Regions from separate parts of the Homo sapiens genome. Here regions 2 and 3 are each linked to region 1. The links are chromatin contacts, found by Hi-C or POLR2A ChIA-PET in ENCODE. All regions are on one chromosome and are shown on one strand. The core of a region is the stretch at or near the end of the contact, and the rest is flanking DNA. Distances in the headings are between cores, read along the strand shown. Region 1 overlaps NR5A2 (nuclear receptor subfamily 5 group A member 2). Region 2 overlaps LINC00862 (long intergenic non-protein coding RNA 862). Region 3 has its middle 51 kb from the start of NR5A2.

Region 1 (4,013 bases), core at 970-3,469:
TTGAGACTGCTGAAAAAGAGAATGTATGAACTGATAGTCTGGGTGGGGGACTCTCAAGGCCTCAGAAGTTCTCTAGCATTTCAGCATCAATTTGGGCAACATAAAGAGATTTCCAAAGCAAATCCTAACAAGTCCTGAATCTGAACCATGTACAAATCATAAATCCCATGGAATTCCCAATCTTAACATGTGCAATGAATGTATTCAGATCTATATATTTAAGTAATTAGTTCATTACTTTCTGATAGTTATGATCTACATAAAGGTTTTCCATATGTTACTGTTATGATCCAAGTCCAAACTCCAGTTATTTTTTATCTTTAGAGATAATATATTTAGCAAGAAGGCAAAAACGTGCCTGATAATTTTTATGTTCATATAAGAATGTTAAGAAACTACAAAAATGTGTTTTGAAATATTACAGTAACAAACAGGAAACAAACTAAAACCTTGAGTACCAGGTTAACTTCCCCAAAATACCATTTTAAAATACTGATGAATTTGAACAAGTGGTTTGATTTTTGGGCATCTGTTTTGTTTTAGGGGAAGGGAGGAATATTTAAATGATAAAATTTTCAAATATCCCATTTTTTTCATAGTTTTCCCAACTTTTGTGGATTTTTTTTCTATTTCGTTTTTCTATGCACCCAAAAATTATGTGAGAATTTTGCATTTGCCTTTGACATTCTAACAACAGAATGAACTGCCATTCAGCTATGGTCACTACATTGAGAGTTTAATGCTCCAAAAGGTATGCTCTGCAAGGACTGTGAAAAGATTAATTAGTCTTTGCTGGTTTCATCAGAGGATGCTGAGAAACTGGCAACAGGCTCTCTCCTGCACCACAGCCCAAGAGGAAGATCCTCTTTTCCCCAGCAAACCAGGTAGCAATGACATCTGCAAGGTTAGCCTTTCTATTTGCCAGTGTCCCTGACAATTAAAACAGTGAAAATAATTCATGCATTGCCAATCTTAATTACACTCTTGCTTTCGTTTATTCCTTTTGCTACTTTCCTGGCTGGTGTTTTGCATGTTACTTATATGCAGTAGTACTTATCTAAAGCCTACTTTAGAGTAGTTGTCCTTACAAGAAATGGAAGTCTAAGTAGAGTGGAATAGCATTTGGATGATTACAGATTCTCTGTGAATTCAGCTAACACTTTCCTCAAGGTAGCACTCATGCTCCTGTTAAAAGTACATTCTTTCCACATGCTTTTTTCACATAGTTAAAAAGAAATCCTTCCATGACATACTGAACCCTAATACCAAATAAGCTGGTGCTTCCCCTGAGCCACATAGGAGAATGTTGGCTCTGAGAATGTCGCAGCATCCCTGCACTGCTGTGATGTGCAGTCAACAGAGGGTACGAGCTCTGGCAGAAAACCCAGAACAGGATATTATGCACAGTAGGGGCTTTCCAACCCAGCTGTTCCAAGCCCTATAGGGTCAAAATGATGGGGAAATCCAGAATGACAGTAATTATGCCATCAACCTTACGGCTCCCTGCCAGAGAGGTTGCTGGTTAGACATCTATACATCTAGTAGCTGTTTAATACATTTTTTAAAACAGGTATAGTGAAAGAATGCATTTTAAGCAGGAATTGAAAATGTACTAAGAATGAGACAATAATGTATGAGCAAGTACTTACTTTGTTTCTTACTTTAGGTAAGAAAAAATAAAAGGAAGGAGGAAAGGTATGGAGGGGGAGATAGAGGGATGGAGGGAAAAGAAAAGGAAAGAGAAGTAGATAGAAAATCAAACACAGATGAAAGCAAAGACAATTATGATTATAATTATTTCATTCCCTAATCATGTAAGATTTGAATTTTCTAATTAAGAAAAAAGAACAAAATTAGTTCATATGTCAAAAAGAGGATTCTAAAATTGCACTGACATAAATGTTATTCTGTGATTCAGTTGCATTCTTAAATTGGTGTGTTATTTATGCAAATTATGGTAAGAAAAATAATTTTGGATATTTTTGTTTTACAAATATATTTTTCACTTTCACCACATTATTTCCAGAAGTATCTTTCCTTCCACAGGGGTTCCCTGTCTGCTCTTGCTTCCTCCAGCTCCTCAATATATGTACCTTTCAGGGTTGTTTCAGCAGTCCTGAAGTTGTGTGTGTGTGTAAGCATGATTAAGAGTACTTTTGTGGGAGTGTGCTATTGCCAGCCTCACAGATGGTGTTATTTCCTGTGTTAGACTTCCTACTTACTGATAGCTGGGCTCACACTTGACATCCTCTCTTAACTGCCTCTAGACCAAAACATGCAAAGTCTTGCAGTGTGGGAGGGAACCTGTGGCTGTGCATTGGGTTCAGTTGATAACAATAATCACCAGCCCTGATGAGTCACCAGAGAGCAATGGGGTGATACTCAAGTACCAGAGAGATGGTGGTGGTCTCTGGTGGCCCCACCACTGTCCACCACTTGCAAGTAGATAAACTGGTCATTAAAGGAGCTGTGGAGAGCCAGATGCAGTGGCACATGCCTGTAGCCCCAGCTACTGCAGAGGCTGAGGCAGGAGGAACACACAAGGCCAAGAGTTTGAATCTGACCTGGGCAACATAGTGAGACCCCTATCTTTAAAAATAAAGAAATAAGTAAATTTTTAAAAAGAAAGGCATTATGAGAGTTTCAGCAGAACATTTAGGAAGGGTCTTCTAGAGATAATGATGGACAAGTCAGTAAGCTGCTTGTTCACACACTAATGTCCAGTTCATGTTGACTGCTATCTACCCACGTCTTCTCTTCTGGCACCTGCCTTAGTGGCTGGAAGCTCTCTCAGAAGCTTAAAAAGATGCTTTTATTTTACCTACCCAACAAGGTTTCTACGCATTCCAGCCTCCAAGGAGGGGTGGTTCCCCTTTGTGAACTGAGATTTAGGAATATCTATGTTTACAACTCCGGGACTAAGATTCAATAAAGCTTCAGGAGGGTGGAAGTGCAGCTTGTGAGGGCAAAACTTTAGAATCCAGTGGACTTCTTAAGGTCATCTGAACAGTGAGAGTAAGTACTAGGCTCTTATCCCACTTCCACCACCAACCAATGCAGAAGTGGGATTAAGATTGATAATCCTGAGATAGCATTAAATGTTTTGATACAGGCATGCAATCCATAATAATCACATCAGATAAACAGTTGTTCTGTGCACACAATCTAACATTTATGCATTTTTTCTTTAAAAAACCTTTCTGCATCCAAATGGCACATTCATTAAGTTTAAAATGAAGCACAAAAGATAGAGATAAAATGAAGCAACTCTATAATTATATAAATTATAAATCTTACTGTAATAATTATACAGTAGACTTGGAGAAAGACAGGCCTTTCAAGAATTGGTTTTTAGAGATGTGTCTAATGCCTTAAAGAAGTGTTTGCTTTAAAATCTTGAAAAAGCCTCATGTAGAAGTGAGATGTTGTAAAGTCATCATTGGCTTTGGCCACTGCCAGGTCGACTACCAGTTTGCTATTTGTGATGTATTTCACTATTTTGGAACTTACAAAGCTATTCCTGATTTCCTTCTGTTAATGGAGGATTAATGACAATGCTGAATCCACAGATAATAATAAAAAAATTTTTTTTTTTTTTGGACAGTCTCACTCTGTCACCCAGGCTGGAGTGCAATGGTGCGATCTTGGCTCACTGCAACCTCCACCTTTTGGGTTCAAGCGATTCTCCTGCCTCAGCCTCCCAAGTAGCTGGGATTGCAGGTGCCAGCCACCATGCCCAGCTAATTTTTGTATTTTTAGTAGAGACGGGGTTCCGCCATGTTGGCCAGGCTGGTCTCGAACTCCTGACCTCAAGTGATCCACCCGCTTAGTCTCCCCAAGTGCTGGGATTACAGAGGTGAGCCACCGCGCCTGGCCCAAAAATCAAATTTTCAACAGTTACTTAAATCCACTACTTCCCAAGATGAAAGCTTTATTACCAACTGAAACTTAGAGAACTATGAGTGGTCGTGGGCTGCCTCTGAACTTGCTGTGGGTATATTTACTGAGCCACC
Region 2 (4,013 bases), core at 1,064-3,563, 200 kb after region 1:
TGCCCAGACTAGAATCATCTGACCACAAAATCACAAGCTAAATATATGATTGTTTAAAGCCATGAAATTTTAGTGGTAGGGGGAATTGTTACTAGCAAAAACTAACTGATTTGGCCAGGCTCAGTGGCTCATGCCTGTAATCCCAGCACTTTTGGGAGGCTGAGGTGAGTGGATCACCTGAGGTCAGGAGTTTGAGGCCAATATGGTGAAACCCCATCCAATATGGTGACAGGGTGAAACCCCTTCTCTACTAAAAATACAAAAATTAGCTGGTCGTGGTGGCATGTGCCTGTAAGTACCAGCTACTCAGGAGGCTGAGACAGGATAATTCCTTAAACCTGGAAAGCAGAGGTTGCAGTGAGCTGAGATTGCACCACTGCACTCCAGCCTGGACATCAGAGTGAGACTCCATCTCAAAAAAAAAAAAAAACCTCCAGCCTGGCCAATATGGTGAAACTCTATCTCTACTAAAAATACAAAAATTAGCTGGTCTTGGTGGCATGCACCTGTAGTCCCAGCTACTCAGGAGGCTGAGACAGGAGAACTGTTTAAACCCGGGAACCAGAGGTTGCAGTGAACTGAGACTGTGCCACTGCACTCCAGCCTGGGCATCAGAGTGAGACTCCATCTCAAAAAAAAAAAAACAAACAAAAACCTCCAGCCTGGCCAATATGGTGAAACCCCGTCTCTACTAAAAATTCAAAAATTAGCTGGGTGTGGTGGCACGCAACTGCAGTCCCAGCTACTCATGAGGCTGAGGCAGAAGAATCGCTTGAACCCGGGAGGCGGAGGTTGCAGTGAGCCGAGATTGTGCCACTGCACTCCAGCCTAGGTGACAGAGCAAGACTCCATCTCAAAAAAAAAAAAAAAAAAAAAAGGCCAGTCGCCTGTAATCCTAGCACTTTGGGAGGCCAAGGTTGGTGGATCACCTGAGGTCAGCAGTTCAAGACCAGCCTGACTAACATGGTAAAACCCCATCTCTACTAAAACTATAAAAATTAGCTGGGTGTGGTGGTGCACACCTGTAGTCCTAGCTACTCGGGAGGCTGAGGCAGGAGAATCACTTGAACCCAGGAGGCGGAGGTTGCAGTGAGCAGAGGTCACACCACTGCACTCCAGCCTGGGCAACAAGAATGAAACTCCATCTCCAAAAAAACCAAACAAACAACAACAGAAAACTGTATATAATATATACATATTTTTGAGACAGCATCTTGCTGTGTCAGCCATGCTGGAGTGCAGTGGCATGATCACAGCTCACTCTCAAGTGATCCTCTTGCCTCAGCCTCCCAAGTAGCTGGGACTACAGGCATGCACCACCAAGCCCGGCTAATTTTTGTGTTTTTTGATAGAGATGGGGTTTTGCCATCTAATTAAAAATAAAAGGAACTGCAGAATATTTTACTGGGGAGAATAAAAAGAAGACTACTCACCTTGCTTACTCAGTATCACTCACAATATGACCCCTGCCTACCTTTCTATGGGTGTTTCTGAAGATTGCTCTTCATATAATCTATCCTCCAGCCAAACTGGGTTTCTCAGATTGCTTTGCATTTTTCTGCTTCCCTCCCCTCCTACCTTTCTCAGATGTGCCCTCTGCCTGGAATATTGCCTTCCAGAAATTAGTACCCTCCCAACTCAGTACACGTGTCTATCAAAACACTAACAGCCCCACCCATCTCACAGGATCCTCTGAATCTTTCTCTCTATTCAGTGACTATGGCTTTGTGCTGCCTTCAAGGCATTACTATTTCATTCTATGCCAAAAATACTCATCCAAAGGCCAATCCTACACACAAGTTCTGGGGGGTCTCTAAACACGCTAAAATCATTGCAAAATCATGTGAGCCCAAGCGCACACACACACGTGTGTGTGTGTGTGTGTGTGTGTGTGTGTACACACTATGTGCATTTTTTGGGGGAAAGAGGACACATATGTTTCCCCAGATTTTCAAATCTTCCACGACCCTAAAAAAGTAATTTAATTCTCATTTGGTCATTTTGTCCTTCCTGCTTCACAGTAACCTCCAGGATTTGTCCAGATCAGTGCCTCCTTAGTGCCTGGAAAAGAGCCTGGCACAAAACAGGCATTAGGTTGTTGAGTTCAACTGGATAGAGTCAACACACATGTTGGTGTTTACCAAGAAGAGAGGGGAAAGTTTTAAAAACAAAGAAGGAAAAGAAAACCCTTCATTCTTTCAAATTAAAGATTGTATCACAACCCAAACAAGAACAAAAGTGAAAGTGAAATTACTGTATTTTTTTTTAAAGCTTTCAGCCCAGCCTACTGGCAAGGCTAAGATTGTGGACCAGGAGGGATCTTTTGCAGTCCTCAGTCTGCCTCTGACTCCCTGGGATCTTGGGTAATAAGTATCTCAAACTCGCTATACCTCATTTCCTATTTATGCAACATGGAAAATAATTCTTGCCCCTTATCTACCAAGTAAGGAGACTGTAAGGAAAACAGATGACACACAAAATGCTTTTTGAACTCTTCATTAGGCAGAGTCTTTACAAATCTTTTCGTCAGAGAGTCTGTGGTTACAAAGGCCCACTCGGCTCTAGTGGTTGTTTTGATGTCCTGCCTTCTTTCAGGTCTAAAATACTTCCAAATGTGCTCAAATTTAGCATTGACATAAGAAAATCTTGGGCTGGAATGCTCTCTGACCACATGCTGGAGCAGCATTTCTCAACAATTTTTAACTCATATTCCCATTTGATAAGCATTAAAAATCTCACTCCTTTTTAAAATTTTGTTTTATGAAAACAAAGGTTGGTTTTTTTCCCCTTTTCAGAGTATATAATTCTATAATAAATACTGCTTGGCAAAAAAATTGGGAATGAACTGTTGATTTGCAACAGCATGAACAAATCTCAAATGCATTATGCCATGTGAAAGAAGCCAGACCAAAGAGAAGAGCACATGGTGTATGATTCCACTCATATAAAATTCTAGAAAGGCGGCCAGGCACAGTGGCTCATGCCTGTAATCCCAGCACTTTGGGAGGCCAAGGCGAGCGGATCACCTAAGGTTGGGAGTTTGAGACCAGCCTGGCCAACATGGTGAAACCCCATCTCTACTAAAAATACAAAAATTAGCCGGGCATGGTGGTGGACACCTGTAATCCCAGCTACTCGAGAGGCTGAGGCAGGAGAATCGCTTGAACCTGGGAGGCAGACATTGCAGTGAGCCGAGATCATGCCATTGCACTCCAGCCTGGGAGACAGAGTGAGACTCCGTGTCCAAAAAAAAAATTTCCTTTTTCAAACTATACCCCTCTCCACCCTGTCCCCATAAACATTGTTCTGAACAGTGAGCACACTGACCACCTAGGAGGTCCCTCATTCATTCTTGAGCCCCCAAGACTTAGCACAGTAAGCAAGCTCTGACTGTCAGTACCCGCCTTCCACATAGGCCATTTCCTGCCCTAAGATCTGTTCTGTTCTCTCCTGGGAATGACCTTTTCCTGCTTCTGTTTCTTCTTCATTCCAGATGCAGCTCAGGAATCTTCTCCATCAGCCTTCCCTGAATCTCTGCTCAAGCCTGTGCTCCACAGCTCCTGAGCATGTTTCTAGCTGCCACTCACCACTTTGTACTGATTTTATCTGTTGAAGCTTCTAGCCTTCCTCATGAGATAGTAAACAGAAAGGGGTTCTTAACCTTTTTTTGTGCCTCCTAAAGCCTTCTCAAAATATGGTAAAATAGACATAGGCATATGCAGAAAACTAATTATGAAATACAGTTATCAAACTATTCAAACATTTATTGGCTGTCATACCATATGTGCCTTGTTATTGATCTAGTGGTAAATCAAATGACTACCATTATTTCAAAGTAGTGATATGTATAAATGGGAATAGCTGTCACTCCTGTGGCTTGTCATTACCATTGATAACTGAAGGAAATACTGTATTGCAGTTAGAGGGTGATAAAACTGTAATCTTTTCCTATAAAAGTTCACAGGGCCCCTGAATTCCACCCAAGGACAAGGAGCCACAGGGCCCTAGAAAGG
Region 3 (4,013 bases), core at 556-3,055, 180 kb before region 1:
GATCAATTGAGCCCAGGAGTTTGAGGCCAGCCTGGGCAGCATAGAAAGACCCTGCCTCTTAAAAAAAAAAAAAATAGGCAGGCACCGTGGCACATACTTATAGTCCCAGCTACTCAGGAGGCTGAGGTGGGAGGATCACTTGAGCCCAGGAGCTCAAAGCTGCAGTAAGCCATGTTCATGCCACTGCACTCCGGCCTGGGCAAAAAGTAAGACCCTTCTCAAAAATAAATAGATAAAATAAAATAATGCTTCAGTTCTTCCTGATAAAAAACAATGAAAGAAAAAAATTAAAATAATGCTAAGGATTGACATTTCTAATGAAATCAAATATCCAAGAGGGCAAACAATATTATTCACTCCTGATTTGGTGAATTTTCACCCATAACTTAAATATAAGAACAAACATTCTTTACCACTCAGCTCATTTGTCCTTCTATAGTAAAAGTAGAAAAGAGGTTTTCTTGAAAGGAGATTAAAAAAAAAGAAAAGAAAAGAAAAAACATGGTTGCAGACGCCTGTAATCCCAGCTGCTTGGGGGCTGAGGCAGAGAATTGCTTGAACCCAGGAGGCGGAGGTTGCAGTGAGCCAAGATTGCGCCGCTGCACTGCAGCCTGGGCGACCGAGTGAGACTCCATCTCAAAAAACAAAAAAAAAAAAAAGAAAGAAAGAAAAAAAGGAGAAAAGCAGTCTATAGTAGGCCACCTCTGTGAGTCAGTCAGAATTCTCTCAGGGTTGTCTTTCTCAAAGGAGAAAATCACATAGAGGAGGAGTTAGAGGAAGGCTGTCTTTTAGATTTTTCTACCATTAATTTATTCAGCTGATGTTTATTTTATTGAGGGCCCTTTACTGCTAGGTATTATTGAAAGTATTCATTCAAATGCAAAGAAGAAAAAGTCTGCACGCATGAGGCAAATTTAATGTTCTTCAACACTATGAGTATGCAAAATGATCCATTCAAAGGCTGGAAATCCAAAGCCAGGCACGATGGTTTACGCCTGCAATCCCAACTACTCCTGAGGCTGAGACACAGGAATCTCTGGAACCCAGGAGGCAGAGGTTGCAGTGAGCCGAGGGAGACTCCATCTCAAAAAAAAAAAAAAAATTAACTTAAAAAATAAATAAATAAAACAAAGCCTAGAAATCTGAGCATTCCCAAGGGTTAGTTAGAAATAAGTGATCTGTTTTTTTAAAAAAATCTATTTTGTAGCCCGGCGCGGTGGCTCACGCCTGTAATCCCAGCACTTTGGGAGGCTGAAGTGGGTGGACCACGAGGTCAGGAGATCGAGACCATCCTGCCTAACATGATGAAACCCCGTCTCTACTAAAAATACAAAAAATTAGCCGGGCGTGGCGGCACGCGCCTGTAGTACCAGCTACTAGGGAGGCTGAGGCAGGAGAATCGCTTGAACCTGGGAGGCGGAGGTTGCAGTGAGCCAAGATCGCGCCACTGCACTCTAGCCTGGGAGACAGAGCGAGACTCCGTCTCAAATAATAATAATAATAATAATAATAATAATAAACATTAAAATTAAAAAATCTATTTTGTTTGTTCATTAGTCCCATTTAAAATTACCCAGTGCAGAATGTGAACCACCTAGTCAATTTGACTGCTTTCCTGAGCATCAACCTGTAAGAAATCAAGACAGAAGATAATTCTCATAAAAATTCCCTCCCTAGGGAACTCCCGGAAAGAAATTGTCAGAACATGAGTTTTCTAGTTAAAAGGAAACAATGTTGCAACTAACTCAAATCAATAAATGACTACCTCCATCATCCCTGTAGCCACGTGTGTGGAAATATGCTGGCAGCACAGCCAGTATTTGTGCTAACATTAGCACACTCAAGGAAAATCAAACTGTGCTCCTTAAGGCTGTCAGGCCCTCTTAAAAGCTTTCCCCTCCCACGATCTCTTAGATGAGACTGACATCTATGCAGAGTAATGGAAGAAGGCAAAGTCCTTTTTCATCTCCAAGGACTATGGCTAATAATGGCTACTCCCCAGATAATTGTATATAGTATCTGCCTAGATTAACAAACAGGAGATTGAGTAAAATCGAGGAAATCCAGTAGATGACACAGCCAACCTTTCCGGAATCAGGATCTTTTACATTTAGTGTTCCCTCTGCCTGAAACCCAGTTTTCCCCACATATTTACATAGCCAGCTGCTTCTCACTGAAGCTCCCTGGTGGGGCCTTCCCTGACCACTCCTTCTAAAGCAAGATCCACACGCCTGCCTTCCACAGTGATGTAACCACCCATCTGATAATAACCACACGCTTCTAAAAATCTTGATTCTTTCTTTTTGCTCTCTATCCCACTTGAATATAAATCCCACGAGAGCAAGCACCTAGTTTGTCTAGTTCCCTGCTGCAGGACCAGGTCTCAGACAGTGCCTGGCAGGAGGTGGGTGCCCAGTAAATATTTGTGATCTAATGAGCAAATGCAGGACCTGAGTAACCCGAGGCAGCGGGCCTACAGTGCCTGAAGTCTGAAGACCATTTCTCAATTGCTTCTTTTTTTTTTTTTTTTTTTGAGACGGAGTTTTGCTCTTGCTGCCCAGGCTGGAGTGCAATGGCGCAATCTCAGCTCACTGCAACCTCCACCTCCCGGGTTCAAGCGATTCTCCTGCCTCAACCTCTCAAAGAGCTGGAATTACAGGTGCCCACAACCACACCTGGCTAATTTTTTTGTATCTTTAGTAGAGACGGGGCTTCACCATGTTGGCCAGGCTGATCTCAAACTCCTGCCTCAGCCTTCCAAAGTGCTGGGATTACTGGTGTGAGCCACCGCGCCTGGCTGCTCCATTTTAATGGGTTAAATCCCCCATAAGCAAGTTAAAAGCAAGTATTGTGGCAATTAACTAGAGAATTCAGATGCAAAAAAAAAAAAACAAACCACTTTGACCTCAAATATCTGTTTCAAGAGAACGTTAATCTTTCAGTTCCTTAAATTCTTGACTTTACTTTGTATGTGTAAATCTGGCTAGAAGCAGCTTCTTTTCTACTGACAGTGAGCAAAAGATTTTTTTCTCCTTCCTCAATAATTGGGGAATTTTCAAGGCCAGGTGTGGTGGCTCACACCTGTAATCCCAGCACTTTGGGAAGCCAAGGCGGGCAGATCACTTGAGGTCAGGAATTCGAGACCAGCCTGGCCAACATGGCGAAACCCTGTCTGTACTAAAAATACAAAAAATTAGCCAGGCGTGGTGGCACGTGCCTGTAGTCCCAGCTACTCAGGAGGCTGAGGCAGGAGAATCGCTTGAAGCCAGGAGGCAAAGGTTGCATGAGCCGAGATCACTCCACTGCACTCTAGCCTGGGCAACAGAGTGAGACCCTGTCTCAAAAAAATAAAGTAAAACAATAATAATAATAAACATTGAATGTAAAGAGAAAAAAAAAGAGCAGGAAAGAGAGAGAACCAAAAATGTAAAAATTAATCCTATCTGAATCCATTAGCTGAGTTTCCCTGAAAGTGCTAGTGTCCTTACGAGAGGTGTACAATAAACATAACATCATGAGATGTAGTATTCACCTTGAAACTCAACTTTAAATAGTTCCTGAAAGAGCTCCTTTCTTTATGACGTCCCAGAATCTTAGAAATAAGGCATTTGATCAAAAGAAGGCATTATAGACTCCGAGTTCCAATGGCTTAGGGGTACCATAGGAAAACAATGTGTCAAGCCTCTGCAGGACAATAGGGTCCTGCTGGCCACAGGTGATGTAATTTAGCTTCAATAGCCTTTGCAGATCCGAGGCCCACGGGAGAACACTGGCCGGCAGCCCATGTGTGAGCATGCGGGCTTTTCCTCTTGAACATATTGCATGATTATGGAACAGTCCCTGGAGGATTGAGACTTTATAAACAACAAAAATAATTTTGACAGCTGGCGACAGAAATAATCACTTCTCTTTGTATTTCATTAGTATCAATGTCCACTTTGTTTGTTAATGTTCTTTCAAAACAGAAAATCTGCATGACTCAACTCAGCAAGTATATGTTATACTTTTTTCTC

What was found. A loop is a pair of places that touch in the nucleus more often than their neighbours do. ChIA-PET counts read pairs that join two places held with the same protein, here RNA polymerase II (POLR2A). Pooled maps may share reads with other maps.
Region 2: a map of naive thymus-derived CD4-positive, alpha-beta T cell shows a loop between it and region 1 (3-fold over the local background). The contact joins two enhancer-like sites. A Hi-C loop is called at or near these places in 1 of 168 maps with a recorded cell type or tissue (naive thymus-derived CD4-positive, alpha-beta T cell), 2 of 37 single-sample maps with no recorded cell type and 12 of 50 pooled maps. POLR2A ChIA-PET finds 5 or more read pairs at or near these places in 1 of 52 experiments (activated naive CD4-positive, alpha-beta T cell).
Region 3: a loop to region 1 is called in a map of OCI-LY7, with 2.6 times the contacts of the local background. The contact joins two enhancer-like sites. A Hi-C loop is called at or near these places in 1 of 168 maps with a recorded cell type or tissue (OCI-LY7), 1 of 37 single-sample maps with no recorded cell type and 3 of 50 pooled maps. POLR2A ChIA-PET finds 5 or more read pairs at or near these places in 3 of 52 experiments (HEK293, OCI-LY7 and Panc1).

What each region holds. Positions count from the first base shown.
Region 1 is chr1:200,152,097-200,156,109 of GRCh38, forward strand. The region is part of intron 7 of NR5A2 (nuclear receptor subfamily 5 group A member 2); the gene reads left to right. Among named protein-coding and RNA genes, the nearest start is that of NR5A2, 130 kb to the left of the region's middle. RefSeq lists an enhancer at 1,510-1,579. Within about 2 kb of position 2,220, at least 5 of the 41 ENCODE cell types and tissues checked have a DNase peak (open chromatin) inside an H3K27ac peak, as active enhancers do; they include OCI-LY7, where a contact is called at or near this core.
Region 2 is chr1:200,349,923-200,353,935 of GRCh38, forward strand. The region is part of intron 4 of LINC00862 (long intergenic non-protein coding RNA 862); the gene reads right to left. Among named protein-coding and RNA genes, the nearest start is that of LINC00862, 22 kb to the right of the region's middle. RefSeq lists enhancers at 2,652-3,152, 3,153-3,653. Within about 2 kb of position 2,314, at least 6 of the 41 ENCODE cell types and tissues checked have a DNase peak (open chromatin) inside an H3K27ac peak, as active enhancers do.
Region 3 is chr1:199,974,871-199,978,883 of GRCh38, forward strand. No RefSeq gene overlaps it. Among named protein-coding and RNA genes, the nearest start is that of NR5A2, 51 kb to the right of the region's middle. Within about 2 kb of position 1,806, at least 3 of the 41 ENCODE cell types and tissues checked have a DNase peak (open chromatin) inside an H3K27ac peak, as active enhancers do; they include OCI-LY7, where a contact is called at or near this core.